Regions from separate parts of the Homo sapiens genome. Here regions 1 and 2 are each linked to region 3. A link is a loop called in an ENCODE intact Hi-C map of the cell type or tissue named here. Cell type or tissue: PC-9. All regions are shown on one strand.

Evidence for each region. A loop is a pair of places that touch in the nucleus more often than their neighbours do. Peaks named below come from ENCODE experiments on the same cell type or tissue, not always from the same donor. Only the 100,000 strongest peaks of a DNase experiment are listed, where the experiment ranks them.
Region 1: a loop joins it to region 3, with 10 times the contacts of the local background. A loop is called at or near these places in 3 of 110 quality-filtered maps.
Region 2: a loop joins it to region 3, with 20 times the contacts of the local background. A loop is called at or near these places in 43 of 110 quality-filtered maps.

What each region holds. Positions count from the first base shown.
Region 1 is chr20:43,936,241-43,944,240 of GRCh38, forward strand. All of the region lies in intron 1 of TOX2 (TOX high mobility group box family member 2), which reads left to right. Among named protein-coding and RNA genes, the nearest start is that of TOX2, 25 kb to the left of the region's middle. RefSeq lists enhancers at 1-344, 345-845, 6,384-6,884, 6,606-6,935. In PC-9, no CTCF peak of the experiment used is centred here; DNase peaks (open chromatin) are centred at 2,871, 3,221, 5,481, 6,871 and 2 weaker places; H3K4me3 peaks cover 2,324 bases; H3K27ac peaks cover 8,000 bases.
Region 2 is chr20:44,076,295-44,084,294 of GRCh38, forward strand. No RefSeq gene overlaps it. Among named protein-coding and RNA genes, the nearest start is that of JPH2, 110 kb to the right of the region's middle. In PC-9, CTCF peaks have their summits at 4,645 (motif pointing left) and 4,858; DNase peaks (open chromatin) are centred at 4,637 and 7,147; H3K27ac peaks cover 477 bases.
Region 3 is chr20:43,840,649-43,848,648 of GRCh38, forward strand. No RefSeq gene overlaps it. Among named protein-coding and RNA genes, the nearest start is that of LINC01728, 50 kb to the right of the region's middle. In PC-9, CTCF peaks have their summits at 11 (motif pointing left), 215 and 4,197; DNase peaks (open chromatin) are centred at 2,973, 4,373, 5,113 and 5,553; H3K4me3 peaks cover 524 bases; H3K27ac peaks cover 5,278 bases.

The DNA of each region.
Region 1 (8,000 bases), 96 kb after region 3:
GATCCCAGCTGCTTCCCAGCCCCCAAGAGGCTTTGTTGTTTTCAACTTGATGTTGAGTAGACCAGACACATGTTCTTTGGCTGTGAGTATTATCAGCGCAAATGCTCTTATATTAGCTCCTGTATTGGTTGTGTATTGCTTCACAGTAAGCCACCAGAATTAATGGCTTAAAACAATAACCATTTCATTAAGCTCATGATTCCATGGGTTGGCTGCAAGGCTTCCTGGCTAGGCTGGTTGTCTCTACAGGCTCTCCCTCCCTGCATCATGGTCAGTTGGCCAGTGGCCTGGGAGCTGGGTGATCTAGGACAGCCTCCCTCGTGCAGCTGGCAGTTTGCATGCTGCTGGCTGGGGGCTGGCTGGTTGTTGGCTCAGCTCCCCACATGACCTCCTGTCCTCCAGCAGGCTAGCTCGGGCATGTGCACCTGGGGCTCCCAGGCTCCCTGGTGCATCAAGAGAGAGCAAACCCCAGTGTCCTGGTGCTTTTCAAGCCTCTGCTTGTGTCACCTTTGTTGTTGTCCCATTTGTCAAATACAAGCATATGGCCAAGCCCATATTCAAAGCATAAAGAGAGAGATGATGAGAGGAGTGGCAGCCTCACGGTGCCAAGGGCATGCATGCAGGACAGGAGGCTATGATTAGGATTAGTGGTCATCTTTGTAATCTACACAGCTGCCCCCACTCTTCAGACAGCAGACATTCATCGAGTCCCTGCTGTGTGCCAGGCACTGTGGCAGGGAACAAGACAGGCCTTGTGCTGTGGGCATGTGGCCTCTAGTCTAGCCAGTGAATAATCACATGATGAAACATAACTAAAGCAGAACAGGTGTGATGAAGGAGAGCCACACAGGGCCGGGAGACCAGGCAACAGAGAGCTCTGGGGGGACTGTGGGAAGACTAGGAGTTGCTAGATGATGGGCACGGGGGAAGCATTCCAGGCAGGGAAGAGCACGCGCGAAGGTCCTGTGGAAGGAGGGGCCTGGCACACTTGACCACTCCAAGAAAGTGCCAGTTTCTTTTAAGTGTCGGCAACCTTGGGCTGGGAAAGGAACTTCTGGTTCGCAAAGGTCCCCTGAGCATTTCCGTGCGATGCAGTCTCAGGAGGGAGGTGGCTGATAACCTTCCCACGGGCAGCTCCTGGGTTTTGTGGGCTGGGAGAGGAGACCCAGGAGGGATTTGAGCATTGGGAAGGGTGTTGTGGGCACAGAGTTCAGTTTGAGGAAGGGGGAGGAGGAAGCAAGGAAGGGGTCAGTTGCAGAGGATTTGGGAGGGACTGGTGTGTGAGGGAAGTGAGGGGTTTTGGACTCAGTCCTGCTGGCTGGTGGTCTTTGAACCATGGACTGAGAATGAGGTGATCAGATGCTGGGGAGGCCCGTAGGGAGGGTGCACAGAGGAATGACTTGGGGACCCTCCCCAGCCACACCCCAGGTCTCCAACCCTAAGCCAGCCTCTACGTCCATGTGCAGGGCTGGGAGGGCCATCCTGGGGGCGACCGCAGCATCGAGTCCCCATGCGGATCTGCCTGCCCAGTCCCATAAGCAGCCTTTGATGTCCCTGGAGCCTTCAACAGCTTCTCTGAAGGCAGATCAGGGGCTGTGGTTTTGGAAAAGGCCTAGCATCACTGGGTGCCAGAATCATGATCATAAATGAACCAGCACAGATTGGAAAAATGGGAGGAGTCTGGAGTGTGGGTTCCAGCTTCTTGCCAATGTCTCCATGAAACCGTGCAAGTAGCTGCCCAGTCCTGAGCCTCCGTTTTCTCACCTGGAAATAGGGCCAGCTCCCATCCTCCCTGGGTCAAGTGAAGAGGAAGCTTTGAGGGCTGTTAACCTCAGCACCTTCAGTCTAATGCTTGTGGACAATGCGGGCACCCCAGTGACTGCACGGTGGAGTGAAGCAAACTCTCCTCTTACCAGGACCCATGTCAGTGGAACTTTCTTCCCCAGAATAAATAGAAACCATGGCAACCGGGATATGTCATGTGGACTGGCAGCCTGTCCCAGTGATGGCCAGGAGAAGGGCCTGGCACAGATGCGGGCCCCACTCACAACTCCACCCGCTGTGGGATGACCCACCGGGACCCCTTAGTCCTCCCCTCCTGCCTGAGGTAGGACTGAGAAGTTCAGTCCTGACCTTGGGTTTCCATTCAACCTCAGATTTTATTATTACTTAATAGTAAAATGCTTGTCCCGGAAAGCACGTCTCAAATGAGATAAGTTGAAGCAATCCTGGCTCCTGCCCCATGTCCTGATGGGTGCACTAGGAGTTATCAGGATACTGCTGGATGTGGGCACTGAAATGGCAGCAAATCTACTCTGAGAGGGAGGGCGCTGAGCCTGTGAGCGCCTTCAGTCTTCAGATGGCCAGCGAGGTGGTGGCATTAATATCCCACTTTACGGAGAGCCTCAGCTCTTTACCCGGGATTCACAGCTAGTATTTGACAGAGCTGGCATTCGAACCTGCATCTTCATGCCCCAGGACTTATTTCCACACTGGCTTTAGCTGAACTGGAGGCCCAGCCACCACATGGCAGGCAAAGAGCATTTGTCGCTCCCTGCATTGAGGGGGTGACTGGTCTGTGACGCCTGCCCCCAGCACAATGGGTCCAGGGGTGGTAGAGGGGCATCTGAGGCAGCTTTGAAGGCCAGGGGGTTTTTCCAGCCCTTGTGTTTCTGCCTTATGGCCTCCTTGTGCAGCTCTGGCAGGAGTGGACAGGTGCCCTCGCTTCTAGAAGCATGGTCTTGCCTTAGCTGGAAGTTGAGGGTGGAGCTTCCTGGAGTCGCTGGCTTCACCTGCCTCTGCAGCCATCCAGACAGGATGCCAAAGCCCCAGCTTGGGTAACCCCCTTGTCTCTTGGAGCCCCAGTGTCCTTATCTGTAAAACGAGGAGATCAGTGACTCAGGGACAGCATAGCATAGTGGTGCTGTGCATGCACGTTAGGTCCTAGGACCTTAGTTCCAATTCTGTCTGTGACAATTACTAGCTGTGCACATCTAGTAAGTTACTTAACCTCTCTATGCCTCAGTTTCCTCCTCTGTGAAATGGGGATAATAATTGCATCTACTTAATTTGTGGTAAGGTTTGCATAGGGATTTCATCATATTGGGACTGGAGGAGTTGAGTAAGAAGAAAGGGCAAAACCTTGGTCTAGCTTCCGCCAATTTCTGGGCAAAAGCTGAAGTTAGCACAAAGTCAGCCCAAGCATGCTCCACTGCACTCAAAGTACAGTTCTGCTGCCAGAACCCAGCCAGGGGGAGGGGATGGGAACTGTATAAGAGTAGGACGGATGCCAAGACTAGTGAGGCATTTTAACAACATGAGGCTGGAATGTGGCATTGTGTAAGTCCCACAAATGAATATGTGCGGTGAGGTTGGAAGATAAGCGAGGGTTCATTTGGTGAGACCATTCGTATAGTCAGACATGAGTTTAAACTGACCCTGCAGCTTAGAAGCTGTGTGGCCTCAAGAGCTTACTTAACTCCTCTGAGCCTGTTGGCACACCCAAAAAGAAAAACAACTCATTTCATTTTGCTAGATTGTCTAAGGATTAAAGAGATGACAGAAAGTACCAGTGCCTGGCACAGAGTAGATGCTTACTAAGCACCCCAAGAGTGTCTTATGGGGTGCTTATGTGATTCAGTCGGTGCTGCTGCTGAGTGACCACAGGGATATGCTCAGATATGCTGCAGAGGTTTCCTTCTGTAGTTAAAGGGCAGGGAGTCATGCCCTGTATGAGACATTTTTCCTTAGGGAAAATGAAGTCATGGGACTTGTTCATCTGGATAGTGCAGTCCAGGGGTGTATGGGGCTTGGGGTACTGCAGGCAAGTCCCTGGGACAGTGTGGCTGAGGGATGGGGCATTGGGTCTAGGAGCTTGGTGCAGAGCTCAATCAGGAACCTTGAAAGAAAACACAATGTGAAGACTTTCTACCTTGAGGACAGTGGGGCCGTGGAAGGATTTTAAATGGTGGGACGTCACTTTTTTTTTTTGAAGAGTTGGTGTCCTACTCTGTCACCCAGACTGAAGTGTAGTGGCATGATTATAGTTCACTGCAGCCTTGAACTCCTGGGCTCAAGTGATCCTCCTGCATAAGGCTCCTGAGTAGCTGGGATTACAGGCATGCGCCACCATGCACAGCTAGCTTTTTTTTTTTTTGTCTGTTTTTCAGAGATAGGTCTCGATATGTTGCCCAGGCTGCTCTTGAATTCCTGATCTCAAGCAATCCTCCCATCTCGGCCTCACAAATTGCTGGGATTACAGGTGTGAGCAATCGCACCTGGCAACTTTTTTTTTTTCCCCCAGGAAAACTCTACTAATTGGCCTGGAAAATAAATGGGGGAGGGTGAGCTAAGGGGCTGCTATGGGGATCCAGGCCAGAAGGGTGAGAGGCTGAGCCAGAGTCGCAGGGATGGAGGGAGAAGAGGTGACTGCAGAGGATGAGGCAGCTATCAGGGCACCCTAGGGGTGTGGTGTGGCACTTTAGTGGTCAGTGCTTTGCAGAGACGAGGCACATGGGATTAAGCAAACACAAAATCCCAGTGGGCATGAGGATGTAGACCAGGGCACCTTAGAAGCGCAAAGCGGCTTTAGTCACTTCCCTTGCGTGAGATTTGTTTAATAGAAGCTTGCAGCTTCGCAGCACTTAACAGGTGCTGACGGGGGCATCACAATATTGTGAAATTAAGCTGTGAAGCCGACTTCATTACCAGCTTACCTGGCGATGAAGCAGCTGCCTTAGTTAGCACTGATGGTTGGGCATGACAGAGCTAAAATTGAACTTGGCAATTACTGCTCATGAGAGGTTCTCAGTACTGTGAAAGGAAGGTTCCATGGAAATCAACCCTGGTAATCACAGGGTTTAAAATTAGTCAGTTACTATTAAGGTTGCTCTGTCAGCATATGCTTCAGGGTGATGTGAGGGAAGGGGGCGTGGAAGCTTGGGTTTGGGCTGTTGTGGGTTACCTTATGTTCACCTGCACTGCATTTAAGAAAAAAAGTTGGTTCTAGGACAAAGGTTCGAGAGTCCCAGGGTTAATATCATGGTGCAGGGTGGCCATTTGGATAATAGGTGGTTTTAAAGCCTTTTTTTTTTTTTTTGAGTATTTTTTGAGACAGAATTTCGCTCTTGTTGCCCAGGCTGGAGTACAATGGCGCGATCTCGGCTCACTGCAACCTCCGCCTCCCAGGATCGAGTGATGCTCCTGCCTCAGCCTCCTGAGTAGCTGGGATGACAGGCATGTGCCACCACACCTGGCTAATTTTCGTATTTTTAGTAGAGATGGAGTATCACCATGTTAGCCAGGCTGGTCTCGAACTCCTGACGTCATGTGATCCACCCACTTCGGCCTCCCAAAGTGTTGGGATTACAGGCGCGAGCCACTGTACCTGGCCTAAAGCCCTGTTCTTTTTATTTGCGTAAGCTCACACCCTCTCAGCTTTGGTGTTTTCTATTGACTTAAGGAGGTTTCCTGACTCGCTTCTGGTCTCTCCTTGGGATGTTGCACAGGAAGAGCTCAGCTCTCTGTGGGTTCCTCCTTGCCCTGGAGGAAGCAATGATGTGATAGGATGGGAGGTTCCTGAGTCCTTCACAGAATTGTTTTTGGTAAACCTTGGCTGGAACATCTCAGCAATCTCAGAAGATTTGTCCCCGTTTTGTGAATAAAGACAGCAAGGGGCTGATATGGGCTTGGTTGCTACTGTAGTGAAAATCAAAGGACAAAGCTTATAATGATTCAATTGTGAGTTTGCCTGGGCTGTGTGCACTGACCCTCATCAATAAGAAGATGGAAGTTGACTCCTTGCTGTGAGCCTCAACTTCCTCATCTGTAAAAGGGGAACTTGTTTTGTGCAAGTGTGAGGATTAAATGAGATCATCAAAGCACAGTAGAACCTCAGCATGGTGGCTGTTGGCTATTAACAGTGATATTTATGGACCAGACCAGGCACTTTCCATCGATGACAGCTGCTTTGACAAAAACCCCACCAGGAGGGAACTATTATTCCCATCTTAACATTAGTAAACAGAGGCTCAGAGAGGATCTAAGTTTGGCCAAGATCTAAGGGTACAGCCAGGATTCAAACCCAGGCATTCTGGCCACAGAGCCTGGCCATTGTCCCTGCCCCTCACCCTGGGAACAGCTGAACAACAAGGAAACAAGTAACATCATAGCTCATGCCTGTCATCCCAGCACTTTGGGAGGCCAAGACGGGAGGATTGCTTTAGGACAGGAGTTAGAGACCAGCCTAGGCAACATAGTGAGACCCTATTTTTACAAAAAAAGAAAAAACACAAAAATTAGCAGGGTGTGGTGGCACATGCCTGTAGTCCCAGCTACTTGGGAGGCTGAAGCAGGAGGATCTCTCGAGCCCAGGAATTCAAGGCTGCAGTAAGTTATGCTCATGCCACTGCACTGCAGCCTGGGCAATAGAGGGAGACCCTGTCTCAATAAATAAATAAATAAGAGAAAAAAGAAAAGAAAAAAGAAAACAAGCAGCTTGGACAAGCTGCCTCCATGGATAAGAAGAGAGAAGCATTAAAACTGAAAGATCATTTGCAAAAGGCTGCAGCTTCTCCACAGGAAGCTGAGTCATCTCTCTTTGTTTTGAACCGTAACCATCACGTTGCCTCAGAATCTGAAAAATTAAAAAAGAACTAAAAAAATGCTGAGTTTCTTCATGGTGCAGAGGCCCTTCTTGTCTCCACACCAGAAGGAGCTGAGCAGAGGGGCCACAGCGATGGGACCCCCTCCAACCCACATTAAATACCTCCACCTGAATATTTATTGCAACGGCAAGAGCACTGCACCTGGAATCCGGTCTCACAGCCTTGGATTTGCCTTGCTAAGCCTCAGTCATCCAACCTGCCAGGCAGGTGCACCTGCCGCAGCCCTGCCTTCTCTGTGGAGCTGGTGCTCTCGGGGTGCACGAGTCAGGGTTGGGAGGATGCTTTCTCACCTGTACACCTGTGGATGGTACGATCACAACCCCAAATGCCTCCTCCCAGTACATTTGGCAGAATTCAGTCCAGAATCTGGGCCTTGGCCTAGCTCCTATAAACTCCCTCTCCTACAGATGGTGGGGTTCAGTAAGAGTTTGATGAAGAATGCAGGGGCTTTCTGTGCTTGTCTGGTATCACCCAGCTTCTGCCTTTTAAAATGCCTCATTCCTTATCTGTGTACTCAAACTCTGCCCCTTCTCCAAATCTCGGCTTGACTGACACCTTTTTCATGAGGCCCTCGCCCAGGTGACCACCCTGAGACCCTTACCGGTGAGTACTGTCTTCCTTATACTCACCTCTGTGTGTAAGCTGGGCTTCCTGTGAGGACAGGGGCAGTGTCCTGATCACACATTGCTCCAGCTTCTGGAATTATGACCTATGTGAAGTAGGGAGGAGGCAGAGGGAACAACAAAAAAAAAGTTTTTTCAGTGAATGAATAAATAAATGAGACTTGAAAGATTTTTACCTTTGTGTTTTCTCTCTGACAATCAATTATACCTTTCACTTATCTCTTGTTTCTGATGAACAAGTTTAACATTCAACAAGCAACATGGCTTCTTGCAACATCAACAAATGCCCATCATTTTCAAGGCCGCATAGTATTCCATTCTATGGAGAGCCATGATTTATCCAATCCTCTATCGATGGACTTTATTGTCATTTTCATCTTCTTATAAATAATGATGCAATAAATATCCTTGTCCACACGAATTTGAGCCTAGAAAGTTCTTTATCATCCTAAGCTTATATAAATATTCATGGACAATTTCCTCTTGCATGCTTACAGCTTTGTGTGTGTGTGTGTGTTTCTAAATCTTTGGTATGTCTGAAATTTTCATCCATCTTTGTATCGCGGTGCAAAATGCACCTCTCTTTTGCCTTGAGACGAGTGTCATGTGCCTTGGATCTATGGGTTGTGTGCACTTTCTATCTGGTGAGCACGCACTGTGTGTCAGGCCCCATGCTGGGAGCCAGGACCCAGAGATGAGCAAGACAGACGAT
Region 2 (8,000 bases), 240 kb after region 3:
GTCCCAAGAGGAGACACCAGACACCCCCCCCCCCCCCGCCACCTACCAGGTGAGGACACAGAGAGAAGGCAGCCATCGTCAAGCCAGGAAGGGCTCTCACCAGAAACCAGCCATGCGGGTGCCTTGATCATGGACTTTCCAGCCTCCAGAACTGCGAGAAAACAAATTTCTGTTGCTTGAGCCACCCAGTCTGTAATGTTTTGTTAGGGCAGCCTGAGCTAAGATGCCCTGAGCATTAGAAAGGGCCCTAGGGGGACAAGAAAAGGGGACTTGGACCTGGCAGTGTAAAAATTGCGCTGGTGGTGCCCTGCACAGGCCTTTCACACAGTTTTAAAATAGCAAGTAACATCTACGTGGGTGTAAGGGTGCTAATTTTCAACGTCCTTGACTTCAACTTTAAAACTTTAATAATATAATTGCGGCCAGGTGCAGTGGCTCATGCCTGTAATCCCAGCACTTTGGGAGGCCAAGGCGGGCCGATCACCTGAGGTCGGGAGTTCAAGACCAGCCTGACCAACATGAAGAAACCCTGTCTCTACTAAAAATACAAAATTAGCCGGAATGGTGGTGCATGCCTGTAATCCCAGCTACTCGGGAGGTTGAGGCAGGAGAGTCGCTTGAACCCAGGAGGCGGAGGTTGCAGTGAGCCAAGATCTCACTGTTGCACTCCAGCCTGGGCAAGAAGAGTGTAACTCCATTTCAAAAAAAAAAAAAAAAGAAAAAAAAAACCACTTTAATAATATAATCAATCCTTGGTATCTACAGGGGATTGGTTCCAGGACCTTCTACAGATACCAAAATCCACAGATGCTCAAGTCTCCTATACAAAATGGCATAGAATTTGCAAATAACCTATGCATATCTTCCTGTGTACTTGAAATCATCTCTAGATTACTGATAACATCTAATCCAATATAACTGCTATGTAAATAGTTGTTATACTGTTTTGGCTTTATTTGTATTAATTTTTACTGTTGTACTTTTAAAAAATATATGTTTGATCTGTGGTAGGTTGAATCCATCATGCAGAACCCACGGATATGGAAGACTGACCACATATCCCTGCCTTAAAAAGTCAAACCAGGCCGGGCATGGTGGCTCATGCCTGTAATCCCAACACTTTGGGAGGCCAAGGTGGGCAGATCACGAGGTCAGGAGATCGAGACCATCCTGGCTAATGCGGTGAAATCCCGTCTCTACTAAAAAAAAAAAAATACAAAAAATTAACCTGGTGTGGTGGCAGGTACCTGTATAGTCTCAGCTACTCGGGAGGCTGAGGCAGAAGAATAGCGTGAACCCGGGAGGTGGAGCTTGCAGTGAGCCGAGATTGCACCACTGCATTCCAGCCTGGGGGACAGAGCAAAACTCCGTCTCAAACAAAAACAAAAAACAAAAGTCAAACCAGACCATGAAGCTTATAATGATGTCAGGGTGTCCTCTGCTCTTCCCTCCTTCAATCTCTGATTCTCACCACCTAGGGATAAATATTCTCAACTCTTTTTGTTATTTAACAACTGAATATGCACACACTGCTATTTCTTGATTTATAGATTTTTTTTCTTTTTTCTGAGATGGAGTCTCACTCTGTCACCCAGGCTGGAGTGCAATGGTGCAATCTTGGCTCACTGCAACCTCCGCCTCCCGGGTTCAAGCAATTCTCCTGCCTCAGCCTCCCAAGTAGCTGGGACTACAGGCATGCGCCACCACGGCTGGCTAATTTTTAGTATTTTTAGTAGAGACGGGTTTCACAGCTTTAGCCAGGATGGTCTCAATCTCCTGACCTTGTGATCCGCCCACCTCGGCCTCCCAAAGTGCTAGGACTACAGGCGTGAGCCTAGCCGATTTTTAAATGCCTTTTAGTCACTTCTTTTCATGGAAAAAGAGGATTTAGTGCTCCTCCTCCATCTTGCTTCCCCCTGTGTCCTCCCAGTGAACTACATAATCATGGTGGTTAATCAATATTCCAGGCTTACATTATTCCTATTCTGTAACTCATGTTTGCTGATGGGTCAAGCTACATATTTTTTTCCTTGAATAATTTTTCATTTTTGTTTTTCGTGTGCTTAATTTTCCTCCCTGTCACTCATTTTCCCCCAAAGCTCAGAGCTGTAAACCCCTTCTGATTATGGCCAGACACTTTGTGCTCCAATTTGATCTCTTTCTCAGGCAGATTCCAGCCATCATCAGATGCTTCCTTTTATTACTTAGCAAATCCCCTTGCTTTTCTCTATCATGGGTCCTCTCTTTGCAGGATTCCATCCATTCCTCCTTCCTATCTTGCTTCTTCATTGTGGTGGAACACATCTTCCAGGCCCTTTCTAAGAAAGGATGGATGAGAAATAAAGGTGCAGTTCTGCAAATGTTTTCATCTTACCCTCACACTTGATTGGTGGTTTGGCTGGGTAAAGACATCTAGGCTGAAAATAACTTTCTCTCTGAATTTTGAAGGCACGGCTTCATTGACTTCTCATTTCCAGCCTTGCTGCTGTTGAGCGTTGAATATTATTCTGCCTCCCATTTCTTTGTATACTGCTTACTTTTTGCCCCCTTCTCTGGTAACTTTTAGATTTTCTCTTCATCCACCATGTCTTGAAATCTCACAGGGATTTAGGTGGGTCTTCCCTGGCTTTGCGGGTGGTAGGTGGACCCTTCCAATCTGAAGAGAGCCAGACTGCATCTCCCCTTCCAGCTTCCTCTTACTCCTAGACCATCTTTTTGAATTTAGAAACCAAGAATTTGGCTTCTTTATGCTCTCATCTATGAAGAAGTGGTTTTCATCACTAATAGTAAGAGTGTAACAAACGAAGCACATTCATTAATTCCTCCACACACGTGTCTTCCACAGGGGAGTGGGGAGTAGGAGGGTGGTCTCCAAGCTCCTTCCTCCTCCCCTGTCAGGCTGGCTTTTTATTTTTATTTTTTTTTTTTTGAGACAGGGTCTTACTCTGTTACCCAGGCTGGAGTGCAGTGACGCCATCTCAGCTCACTGCAGCTGCAACCTCCTGGGCTCCAGCGATCTCCACACCTAAGCCTCCCGAGTAGCGGAGACTACAGACACGTATCACCACACCTGGCTAATTTTTGTAGAGACAGGGTCTCACTATGTTGGCCAGGCTGGTCTTGAACTCCTGAGCTCAAGCGATCCTCCCGTCTCGGCCTCCCAAAGTGCTGGGATCACATGCATGAGCTACAGTGCCCTGCGAGGCCGGCTGTTGACCACACTTACATCCTCAACTCCGCCCACCTTTGATGGACAGCATATTAGTCAGCCTGGGCTGCCATAACAACAGAAATGGTTTAAACAACAGAAATTAATTTTCTCACTGTTCTGGAGACTGGGAGTCAAAGGTCAAGGTGCTAGCAGGCTTTGTTTCTTCTGAGGCCTCTCTAGATGACCACCTTCTGTGTCCTCACATGGCCATCCCTCTGCGCCTGTCCACCTCTGGGGTCTCTCTGCATGTCTGAGTCTCGTCTTCTTTGAGAACACCTGGTAGGTTGAATTAGGGCCCATCCTAATGGCCTCATTTTTAACGTAATCACCTCTTTAAAGGCCCCGTCTCCAAATACAGTCATATTCTGAGGCACCGGGGGTTCGAACTTCAACATGTGAGTTTGGGGGAACACAGTTCAGTCCCTGTAGATGGGGTGCTCAATAATGATTAGAAACCCCACGGTGCTGGTTAAATCTAACCACTGGTTCATGGGCCAGGTGAAAGGAAACAGACGCAAATCAGGAAGGATTCTGTGTGAGTGCACAGTAGCCAGGTCACTCTTCTGGGAGGGTATTGCAAAGTCGAAACGCGGCATGCTCCACCTCCAGCTCACCACCGTCCAGCCCAGGAAATCCACAGGTCTTTGCAGGTGCCATGCACGCTATGCTGACACAGCACAAGGGACACTTACTGATAGGTCCTGGGAGGACACTGAAGGACAGGACTGCCTCCCGCATCTCCACAGTGACTCTTGGCCACACCATTTGTTACATTTCCTGGGTGCCTTCCTAAACCTCCAAGCTGCCCTGGAATCCCTTGACTCCCATCTACAATATATTATTAGTATAAAGGGAGTCGACGAACTCACAACCACAAGCTGCAAATTCCAGTGACGTCAGGGTCAGGCAGATAACATAAGCAAAGGAAGGAGACAGAGGGACGGACATATGAGAGAGAGTGATGAGGACTGGGGCTAAGTGGAGAGGGACTGCCCTGCCAAAAAGCATTTAAATTCAATGCGTGTTGGAACACCATCCCAGCCAAAAAACAAAACAAAACAAAAAAAAACCAACCAAACACAAACCAACCAACAAAACCAAGTTTGCTGACCAAATGCAGCCTCCAAGCATCTAGTTGGTGATCTCCACTGAGGATATATGGTTAAGAGGACAGGCTTTGAAGACACAGACCTGATTTTGAATTTCACTGTTTCTGTGAAACAGTCTGGTCCAAATGTTAGAGATGTGTGAGAAATATATGAAATAAAGCATGTAGTGCTTAGTGCAGTCCTGACACATAGCAAGTGCTAAGTTAATAGTAGCTATTAATATTACTGTGGTAAATAAGAAAGTAGTGACGTGATTCTAAGCCTTCACTTCTCAGGAACAGTGCGGAGAGTACTCACGTGTGGAGTGGTGGTGCCTCCTGGTGGTCATAATTAGGAACTGCAGAGCAGTGTAGCAGGCCTAACAGAATGATTAGGAGCCAAGAGGGCTAATTTACGGTCAGACAATGGGTTTGACTCCAGTTCTGCCATCTGCGAGTAGGTGACACAGGTCATTCACCTCCATGCTTAGCCTCCATATTCAACTGCCCTACACCTACAACCCCACGGAGTGGCTCTGACAACTTAACAAGACAATATGATATCACTTTTAAGGGCTTTACTGCATACTAAGTGCTACGATCCTAGGATGATCCTGGCATGATGTCAGAACTCAGAACACCGCAGCACCACACTGCCAACATCCTTCTCTCTTGTGAGAAGGTGAAACAGGTGGGTCCCCAGTTGTTACTTATTTTTTCTTTTATTGGGTGGCAATGAGAAGGGGTTACTCTGGACCGGAGCCCCTGACCAGAAAAATAGATCTGCTGTATCACCTGAAATTCACTGGAGCAAAATATTCCTTTGAGTTATGCATTGCTCTATCCAGACTTCTCTTTTAAACCGGAAGTTCCCCCAGAAGGGTGACTGTATTAGTTCCAAATACCCACATGAGCATGAGTTTATCAGCTGCTCCCCTCCCTGACAGGAGGAGGGGACTGGGGGACACTTTGTGCTGTCATTACCTCCGTTTGGGACCCCTGCCCCAGTCACAGCCTTCTGCCCACTTGCCATTGCTGGCCTACAGAGCTGGCTTCCTGCCTGCCTGTGATGGGAGACCCTGCCTTCAAGCTGGCTGAGTTGTCCCCAGGAGGTAGAGAACCAGAGGCCAGGCCTGACCTCAGACTGCAGGGTCCCCTCTCCCACGGCCCTCTGGGGAAGCTCCCCGCACCCAGGCCTCCTCAGCCCTGCCCCTCCTCCCCAGGTCCTGAGCTCTTCTTCCAGCAAACAGCGGCAGCATCTGCCTGGAAACACAGGAAAGGTGCCTCCACTTGTATCCTTTCCTGCCGCCAGATGGAGAAATAAAAACAGGAATAACAGATCCCACTGCCAGAGCACGTGTGCTGGGGCCTCTGCTGGGCACTGCAGACCCATTGGCTCATTTCATCATCTCGCCAACCCCATGTGATAGATGCAATGATTGTTCACATTTCACAGATGAGAAAACTGAGGCTCAGAAGGGTGAGTGAGTTGCCGAAGGTCACAGAGCTTGACAGCGGGGGAGCCTGGGTGGGAACCAGGCAGACCAATGCCTGACCCTTCACCATGGTGCAATGTTTACCCAATGGGAAGCCATCCCTTCCACCTCCAAATCCAAGAGGCTGCTGCTGACCAAGATCCAGCCCATTACCCTACTGTCAGATTGATCACATGAGCATGAATTATCAAACTGACACTCTGACCCACCCTGACAAATGTCACTGGCCAAATGTGTGACTGGTCATAACTGACAGATGGACAGACATTTGGCTTGGGAAAGCTAGGACCTGGCTAATGTTTGCTTTTAAAAGATCTTAATTTTTTTTTTCATTTTAAATTGAGGTATAATTTACAGCCTCTAAAATGCCCACATTTTAGATTGATGTACAGTTGATGTGGTTTTGTTTTCTTGTTTTTGAGATGGAGGGTTGCGTCTTGCTCTGTTGCCCAGGCTGGAACGTAGTGGCGTGATGTTGGCTCACTGCAACCTCCACCTCCTGGGGTCAAGGGATTCTCCTGCCTCAGCCTCCCGAGTAGCAGGGATTACAGGCATGCACCACCACACCTGGCTAATTTTTGTATTTTTAGTAGACATGGGGTTTCACCATGTTGGTTAGGCTGGTCTTCAACTCCTGACCTCAGGCGATTGGCCCACCTCAGCCTCTCAAGTGCTGGGATTACAGGTGTGCGCCACCCCGCCTGGCCAGATTGATGAGTTTGATACACGTGTATGTCCCAGTCAAGCTACAGGACATTCCTGTCACCCTAGAAATCTCTCACACCCCTTTCCAGCCAACCCCTGCCCCCACTGCTCTAGGCAGCCACTGCTCTGATTTCTGTCACTACAGCTAGGTTTTGCCTCTTCTAGAATTTCATACAAATGGAAGTACTGGGTATGTACATATTTATGTGTCTGCTTCCTTCACTTAATGGCTTTTAAGTTCATCCATGTTGTTCCCTGCATGTCTTTAATTTCTTCCTTTTTGTCCCTGAACAGGATTCCATTTTAAGCGATCGGGCACAGTTTGTTTTTCTGTTATCCTGTTGAGAGTCATGTGTGTTGTTTCTAGGTTTTGACAATTATGCCTAAAGCTGCTATGAACATTCTTGTACAAGTCTTTTTGCACATATGTTTTCATTTATTTTGGGTAAATACGTGGGAGTTTAAATGCTTGATCACAGGGTAGGTATATGTTTAACTTCAAAATAAAACCTGTCAAACTGTTTCCCCAAGTGGGTGTATGATCTGGTCAATTAATTTTAACTACTCATCTGGTGAGCCAGAACTACCTACCAACTGACTTCCTTTCCAGACAAATACCATGTGACTCATGAGCTGGGCTTCCAGGGACTAGAATTGTTCCTGGGGACAGGCTGGGTGCTGACCAGAAGCAAAGGATGACATTTGAGAAGTTACCTGGCTGGCTGCCCGCCTTCTGGGGCCTGTGCTGCGCACTGCAGACCCACGGTCTCCCTTCTGCCCCAGCTCCTCTTGCAGGCTTCTGAGGCAAAAGAACTTCTGCCAGGCCAGGCATCCCAACTCCCTCTAAAGAAACCCTCAGCAAGATGCTCATTCGGTCCCTCACATCAGTGCCAGGTGAAGAGAACGTGACCGGGGCTATCCTGAGGCTGCGGGTGGCCAGGGACGTAGGAGGGAGAAGGCAGGAGCTCTCTAGGCCAGACTAGAGTTCCATGCTCAGGCGTGAGGCTGTACAGCCCTATGGTACACCTCAGATCTGGGAGAGGGAATTATCTCACCTGTGAGAGTGTGGACAATACTGTCAATAGCAGCTCAGCCCTGGCCTCATGTCAGTTATCAATTGCTGTGTAATGAAGGATCCCCAAGCTTACGGGTCAAAATGATTATTCATTCTATCTCACAAACCTGTGGGTTGACTAGATGGCTCTCCTGCTCCACGTGGTTGGCTAGGGCGACAGGACACTGGAGCTGGAGCATCAAAGACGGCTTCTCTCCATATCCAGAGCTCAACTGAGATGACTGAAACATCTGGGGTTGACTGGGCGTCTCTCTTCTTTCTCCATCCATGTGGCCTGTCCATGGAGCTAGCTTGGGCTCCCTCATCACATGGTGGTCTTAGGGGCATCAGGCTTTTTTTTTTTTTTTTTTTTGAGATAGGGTCTCACCTTGTCACCCAGGCTAGCATGCAGTGGCATGATCACGACTCACTGCAGCCTCGACCTCC
Region 3 (8,000 bases):
GGGGAGGCAAGGTCTCCCTGTTGATTTGCAAAGCTCCCTCTAGTGGTTTTGGGGAGGGCTGAGGATGGTGGATGAGGGCTTTTGGTGGGGTGGGGCTGGGAGGGATGGAGAGATGATTGCAGAGAGGAGTCTAAGATGCGCGCCCGCAGGAGTTGGTGATGCATGTGGTGGTTGTGAAGGGTGAGGAAGAGAAAGGGGACAAGGACAACGCCCCTCTCTTTTGGTTTGTGTAGCCACTGGGTGGGTAGTGGTGCCTGAGAATGATGGTGTGGGGGGTGAGATTACTTCTCTGAGCCTCAGCTTCCTTATTTGTGCTCCCAGCCTGTGGTGGGGATTATTAAGTGAGAGAATGCATGAAAGAGCGGTCAGCGCAGCCCCCACAACGTGTCTTTTTCCCCCAGACTCATCACCTGGGATCTGCTTCCTTCCTACCACGGCATTGGTGGAATGGAAGGTAAATATCACTCACGCCCAAGTCCCTGGATCTTGTTTCCTCATCTATACGATAGGGACAAGGGCCCTTAACCTACAGGTTTCTATGAGATTTACAGGATGACACTTTATGTGAATGAAGGGCCGTGGGCAAGCCTGGGTCCGAGAGACGTTTCCTCTTCCTACCTCCTCCCTTCTGCAGCATGCCCTAACAGAAACTTTTTTTTTTTTTTTTTTTTTGAGATGGAGTCCCACCCTGTGGCCCAGGCTGGAGTGCAGTGATGCAATCTTGGCTCACTCCAACCTCTGCTTCCCATGTTCAAGGGATTCTCCTGCCTCAGCCTCCCGAGTAGCTGGGACTACATGTGTGTGCCACCACTTCCAGCTATTTTTTTGTTTGTTTGTTTGTTTGTAAAGACAGGGTATCACCACGCTGGCCAGGCTGGTCTTGTACTCGTGACCTCGAGTGATCTGCCTGCCTCGGCCTCCCAAAGTGCTGGGATTACAGGCGTGAGCCACCGTGCCTGGCCCTGACATAGGTACATTTACGTGCATGAAACATACGTGTACATACTTGTGCTCACACATTCCTCCTGCCAATTTCTTCCCTCAACACACGCATACATGCACACACTTACACACACATTTATGGTACCCACCTCCACACATCCCTTGAAAAATTCAAACTCAGAAGGTCTCTAGAGCCCCACTTGCTATCAATGAAAATACAATGCAAACCATATATATCATTTTAAGGTATCTTGTAGACACATTAAAAGTACAAAGTAAAAGTACACATTAAAAGTACAAAGAAACACTGAAATTAATTTTAATACGACATTTCATTTAACCCAATATGTCTAAAATATCATTTCAACATGTAATCAAAACAAAATTTGTTTGAAACTTATTCAAACTTATTTTGATATTCTTGGTGGGATTTTTTGTGCGGTCTTAAAAATCCATGTGTATTTTACACTTACAAGACGAGTCACATTTCAAGGGCACAATCACCACATGTAGCTTGTGCTATGACACTGGATAGCACAATTAGGGATTATCTACTCAGAACCCTCATTCAACAGATGGGGAAACTGAGGCCCTGAGTGGGGCAGTGACTGGCCCTGAAGAATGCAGCCTGGCCGCTTTATCCCACAACACCCTGCTGTGTAAGGTATCCAAGGCCCCCATCTACCCCTGCTGTCTGCAGAGTGGCCCCGGCAAAGCTCCATACCTGGCCTTCCAGAAGAGGTGCTGCCCATGCATTAATCAGGCTGGGGGTGGCCTGCAAAGCCTACTCGTCTATCATTCTCTCCTGGGGGTGCATCATTTGGAAGCATCAGGGTTCCCTGCAGGGAGGGAACACTTGAGTCCTCCCCCTTTTCTTACAGCCCCCACATGGGGTGGCTGGAATGCAACCACGTGGAAGCCAGGCAAGGCTGGGACAAGGGGAACATGGTGACTCTATCTCCCTGGTGGGCCTGGTCCTGGGGTCAGGAAATTCATTCTGCCTGCCTTGGTTCTGCCATTAGCTACTGAGGCCAGAGTTCACGGACAGTGGGCAGCTGACCCAGATCCCATATCTCTTCCCAGCTGTGAAAGCTTCTCTGCCAATCAGCCACCAGAGTCTTCAAGGCTAAATAAGAGGTAATGAGTCCGCTAGAAAAATGGGTCAGAGGCCAATTAACTCAGGCTCAGATGTGGCTGAGAGCCTGCTTTAACTATGGCAATGCCTACAGCACGAGGCAGAGCTGGGGGATTGGACCTTTCGAGAGAGGGGTTGAAGATGGAGCCTCAAATGTCTGAGGGGCCCAGGGCTTGCGGGTGAATCAGAGTCCCAGGCCAGCTTCCTGGGGACTTGCTACCTGCCCTGCCACCTGGCCCTTGGAAAGCAGACAAGGGCATATGCCACATACTCAATGCTTTGAGTATCATCTCATTTAACCCTTTCAACAACACGGTGTGAGATGCTGTACAGTGGCTGTCCCCATTTTATAGATGAGGAAACTGAAGTGCAGCAGGGGAGGGAACCTGCCCAGAGTCTCACAGTCAGTAATGGGAGGAGCTGGGATTCACACCCAGGTGAGCTTGACTCTGGGGTAGGGCTAGAAGGTGCACTTTCTGTTATAGTTTCACCCAGGGTCAAAGCCAGGCTCATTTAGGCCAGGCTCTTTCGTGCAGCCAGATGTCTCTCTGAGCTCTTGTTCCAGAGAGCCAGCTGCACTGGGAGGTATCTCTGTAGGTCCTGGGTGCCTCATACCCTCCACACTCAAACCTGAGCTCCCCTGACCTGCCCCTGCCCTGTCCGCCTCATGGAGACAGGAGACTGTCCACATGGAATTAGACTCCCAAAGCCATTCTGATCTCCTGCTGCTCCCTCAACCTCATACGCAGTGATCCATGCAACAAACATACACTGAGCATCTGTGATGTGCCAGGCACTGATCTACGTTCAAAGGAGGAACCAGTGGACAAAATCAACAAACATTCCTACGTTCCATCTCTCAGGGGCTGACTCAAGAGGAAACATGAATAAGCAAATGATGTGCCCCGGGGACTGCCTTGGAGGATGTGGAGCAGGGTGAGGAACTGGGAATCTTGGAGGAGGTTGCAATATTTATTGGGGTAGTCGGAGTGTGCCTTATTGAGAAGCTGACCCTTGAGCAAGATTTTAAAGGATCAAGAGAATGAGTCATGGGGGTATTGAAGGGAAGAGCATTCCAAAGAAGGGGAACAGCCAGTGCAAAGGTCCTGAGGAAGAAATGGCGCTTGCAAGCTCAAGGAATAGCAGAGTGTGGGTGAAGAGGAAGGAGTAGGAAGAGGAGAGAGATCTTAGCAGGAGATGAGGTCAGAGAGAAGACAGGGAGCGGGCAGATCATGCGGGGCCTTGTAGAACAATGCAAGGCCTGGCTTTGACCCTGGGTGAAATGATGCCATCTGATTTACCTTCAAAAAGGCTCACTTGGAGAGGGGAGGCAGGGAGGCCAGTGAGGTGGCTGCAGCCAAATTCAGGTAAGAGAGGAGAGGGTGGCTGGGACCGGGGAGAAGGGGTCAGATTTGAGTGTGTTGTGAAGACCGAGCTGCCAAGGCCTCCTGATGGGTTGGACAGGTTGACAATTGAGAAGGGGGAGTCTGCAGGTGGGGCAGGTTTGGGGAAAGATCAGGAGTCCCGCTTTGGAGCTGTGATGTGGAAAGCCCTCCTAGACATCCCAGTGGAGCTGTTGAGAGAGTCAGGTTTATGGGCTTCCAGATGGGGACAGAGGTCTAGGCTAGAGTGGCTGGCATGTGGGTAGATATGGTCACCAAGGGCTGGCCCCCAGGGCCTTGGGGAGAAGAGGAGGGATGAACAGAGGCAATGAGAAGGAGTAGTTGCAGGGTTGGAGGAGAACTAGGAGAGCTGAGCTGTGCCGGGTCAGGTAAGATGAGGACTGAGCATCGCCCAGGAGACTTAGCGATGTGGAGGTCATCAGGGGCCATGTGGGTGAGGCCTGGCAGGAGATCCTGTGTCTGAGCAATCTATACCTTTTATCCATGTGGCAGGCTGAATAGCAGCCCCCATGAGGTGCCAGGCACTAATCCCTGCAGCCCCTAAATATTGATATTAGCTTATGTGGCAAAATGGTCTTTGTGGCTGTGATAAGGATTTTGAGATAGGAAAATTATCTGCTAATTTATGGGCCCTACATACAATCCTTATAAGAGAGAGGCAGAGGGAGATTTGACACAGACAGACAGATGGCAATGTGACACCGAGGTAGAAATTGGAGTCATGCTGCTATAAGTTAAAAAGTGGCACAGCCACCAGAAGCTGGAGGAGGCAAGGAATGGATTCTGGCCTGGAGCCTCCAGAGGGAGCACAGTGCCCTTGACTCTTTAATTTCAGCCTAGTGATAATGACTTCAGACTTCTGGCCTCCAGAGCTGCGAGAGAATAAATTTCTGTGGCTTTAAGCCATCATGTTTATGGTAATGTGTCATAGCAGCTACAGGAAACAAACACGCCCCTTCTGGCATCAGGTCCCCTACTTCCCACCCTCCTTAGTCATCCTCTGTCCCTCATCCAACAATTGTCACAGCCTCATCACCAGGCTCCTGCTCCAGGCTGCCCCAGCACCTGCCCTCCCCACACAGAACCTGATGGGGTAACTTCGATTCCTAATACCCTCTGCATGGAGCCCACATTCATTAGCCTGAAGCCCAGTGCTTTTCCTGATAAAGCCCTAACAGTCTCCACACTCATTTCTCACCACTGGCTCCCACCACTTATGCTCCATAACCTCCATGCAATTTTCCTTTGCTACATGTTCTCTTAAGCTTCTGAGCCATTGTACTTGCTGTTCCCTCTGCCTGGAACACCCTTCCCTATCCCAGAAATAGGCATGGTTTGTTTCCTCATCGAATTTAGGTCTTTACCCAAAGAGCTTTTCTGATGACCATTTTAAAAGTGCAACTCCCTTTTCAGCCCCACATTCCTGATTCTCTTCCCCTACCTTGTTTTTCTCCGTGGTGCTTATCACTCACTATATATGTATTTAACTAATTTGTTTGTTGTCTTGTGCCTCCAATTAGAATTAAATTCCACAGGGGCAGGGAATGTAGTCTGTTTTGTTTACACTTGTATCTCCACCACCAAGGAATATGTCTGACATGTAATAAGAACTCAATAGATATACGCCGAATGAATGAGTGGGTGTATGAATGAATGAGCAAAAGAGACAAAAAACAAAACAAAACAAAACAAAACAAAAAACTAACCAGGTGTGGTGGCACATGCCTGTGGTCCCAGCTACTCAGGAAGCTGAGGTGGGAGGATTGCTTGAGCCCAGGAGGCGGAGGTTGCAGTGAGTTGAGATCATGCCACTGCACTCCAGCCTGGGTGACAGAGTGAGACTCTGTCTCAAAAAAAAAAAAAAAAAAAAAAGAGACTCAGAAGGAGAGGTCAGTGATATAGGAGAAAAGAAAGCCAGGAGCACATGATATCTCTGAGGCCAAGAGAGTTAAGTGTTTCTTAAAAATATAGAAACTTCTGAATCATCCATTGTAAAAATGAGTCAAGTCTAGGTATAATGCTAATGTATTTTTATTGCATAAAACTTTTTCGGGGATTTGATTATTGGCATGGCCTACCTGTGAGCCACAATATTTATTCAACAAAAGACCCATTCAGCTAGTTCCGCCAAACTCTTACATTCTCTGTAGATGAGGACGCCTTAAGTGCTGAGCCCTGCGCTATGCTTCATGCTGTGATTTTCCCACCAACCCTTTCCATGGGGTCTAGGGGCAGGTAAACAGAGTGGCCCCTCACCGTTTCCTGATCCCATTTCCAGGAAGTAACTAGCAGGAAAAGCTTGATGTGTAGCATGGTGTGTCTATATAAGGAGACACAAAGCTATGTCATTTTGAAAGTGGTAGTCCACGAATCCTATTATCTCGCAACTGTTCTCCCTCCCCAGTCCCAGTCATCTGTGGACATCTTTCCATGTCATTATTGAAAGATCTGTGTCATTTCTCCCATCACTTTAGGGCCACCTCATCCCACCCCAGAGTAACTATGGAGACCAGTTTACTGTGCGCCTTTCCTGGTGTGTCTGATCTTAGTCTCACCATGATCTGTCTATATAAACATACACATATATACACACAAACAACGCTGTGGGGAGGGACGCACGCCCTGTCACAGAGCAGCAGCTGCTTTCTGCAGACCAGCTCTCTCACCTGGGAGTCCCCCACAACCCATTCCCAGCCTCTAAGAAGCCCACGAGCAGGTGTGGGCTCTCCAGGGAGGTCGTGGTGGGGAAAGCAGCCCTTTCTGTGAGAGATGAGAGCGGGGAGCTGGGGATGGGCGTGTTAATAGTCCTCTCTTGCAACCTACACATGCTACTTTAGTTTTAGCAGGTCATGGCATCACACTTGAGTATCGGCCTGCGTCTTGCTTCCTTCACTCACCAGCTTATCTTAGAGCACTCTCCATGTGGAAATGTACAGGTCCACCCCATTGTGAGTGAGGGCTTCATAGAATTCAACAGGATGGCCAGGTCACACTGTATCCAGCTTCCCTCCCAGGGATGGATCCCCATGCAGTTCCGATCTTCTCCTTGCACGTTTGGAGGCTGGGGCTATTATCAATATCTTTACACACTAAACATTTACTTTGTGTAGGTAGATTCCTACACAAGTAGTAGGATTGCTAGATCAAAGGGCAAGGACATTTAAGATTGTAATTGATGCTGCTGCCGAGTTATTTTTTGCTATTATGGTAGCAAGTCACACTCGTCCTCCGTGCGGGTGAATGGATCCAGATGCACGTGGTTGTCAGTCCAGGCAGGGAAGTGGATGAGTAGGGAGGCACAAGGGAGCTTAAGAGGAATGGGGGCGTGTTCTGCCTTTTTTTTTTTTTTTGAGGCAGAGTCTCGCTCTGTTGCCCAGGCTGGAGTGCAGTGGCACAATCTCGGCTCACTGCAAGCTCCGCCTCCCAGGTTCACGCCATTCTCCTGCCTCAGCCTCCTGTGTAGCTGGGACTGCAGGCGCCCACCACCAAGCCTGGCTAATTTTTTGCATTTTTTTTTTAGTAGAGACAGGGTTTCACCGTGTTAGCCAGGATGGTCTCGATCTCCTGACCTTGTGATCCACCTGCCTTGGCCTCCCACAGTGCTGGGATTACAGGCATGAGCCACCGCGCCCGGCCTGCCTTTTTTTTTTTTTAAGAGACAGGATCTCACTATGTTGCCCAGGCTGGTCTCAAACTCCTGGGCTTGAGCGATCTACCCACCTCAGCCTCCCAAAGTGCTGGGATTAGAGGCATGAGGCACCGTGCCTGGCGTGAGTTCTGCTTTGCAGAAAGGATGCTGGGGGTGAGATGTATCAAAGACAGTGCAGCGGAGTGGATGTCACTCCCTCCCACCCCTATGTGGACTTCTTTCCTATTCTTCTTTTCTTGTGGGCCTTCTTATATTCCTGGGCAAGAGGGAACATCCAGGGTCAGGCTAGTGAGCACCTCCTTACATTTTGCACTTTGTCCCAGACCTGGCAAAATCATACCCATTTTACAGATGAAGAAAGTAAGGCTCAGGGCAGTGCAACGAGTGTCCAAGATCACAGGACCTTTAGCTGTGTCCCTTCTCCGAGGACTCCTGTGGAATGTAAGGGAGGCAGGATGGGGTCCTCCAGGGAGAACAGCCTGGCCAATAAGCAGAAGGGGCCTGGAGTCGGGGTGATTCTGGGGGTGCCACTAACTTAGCTTGGCAATCCTGGCTCCCCACCTCTCAGGCCACAGCTATGGCACCTGGAAAATGGGTGGGTGGACTTAGATTAAGGGTTACAAAAAGAAATGGCTACAGAGGACCCAGGAGACAAGTAGATCTGGCCGGTACACGGTTCTGAGACTTTGTGGATGCCAGGCCTGGGGTACTGTGCAATGATGGGGCATGCTAGGGCCTGGGCACTAGAGATGATGTCCTGGCTGAAGGAGCAGCCTCTACTCATGCTGGGAGCAGGGTCCCAGGAGGGGAGGCTGGTGCAGTATTGCCAGCATTTTTTCTTTTCTTTTCTGTTTTTTAAGACAGAGTCTTG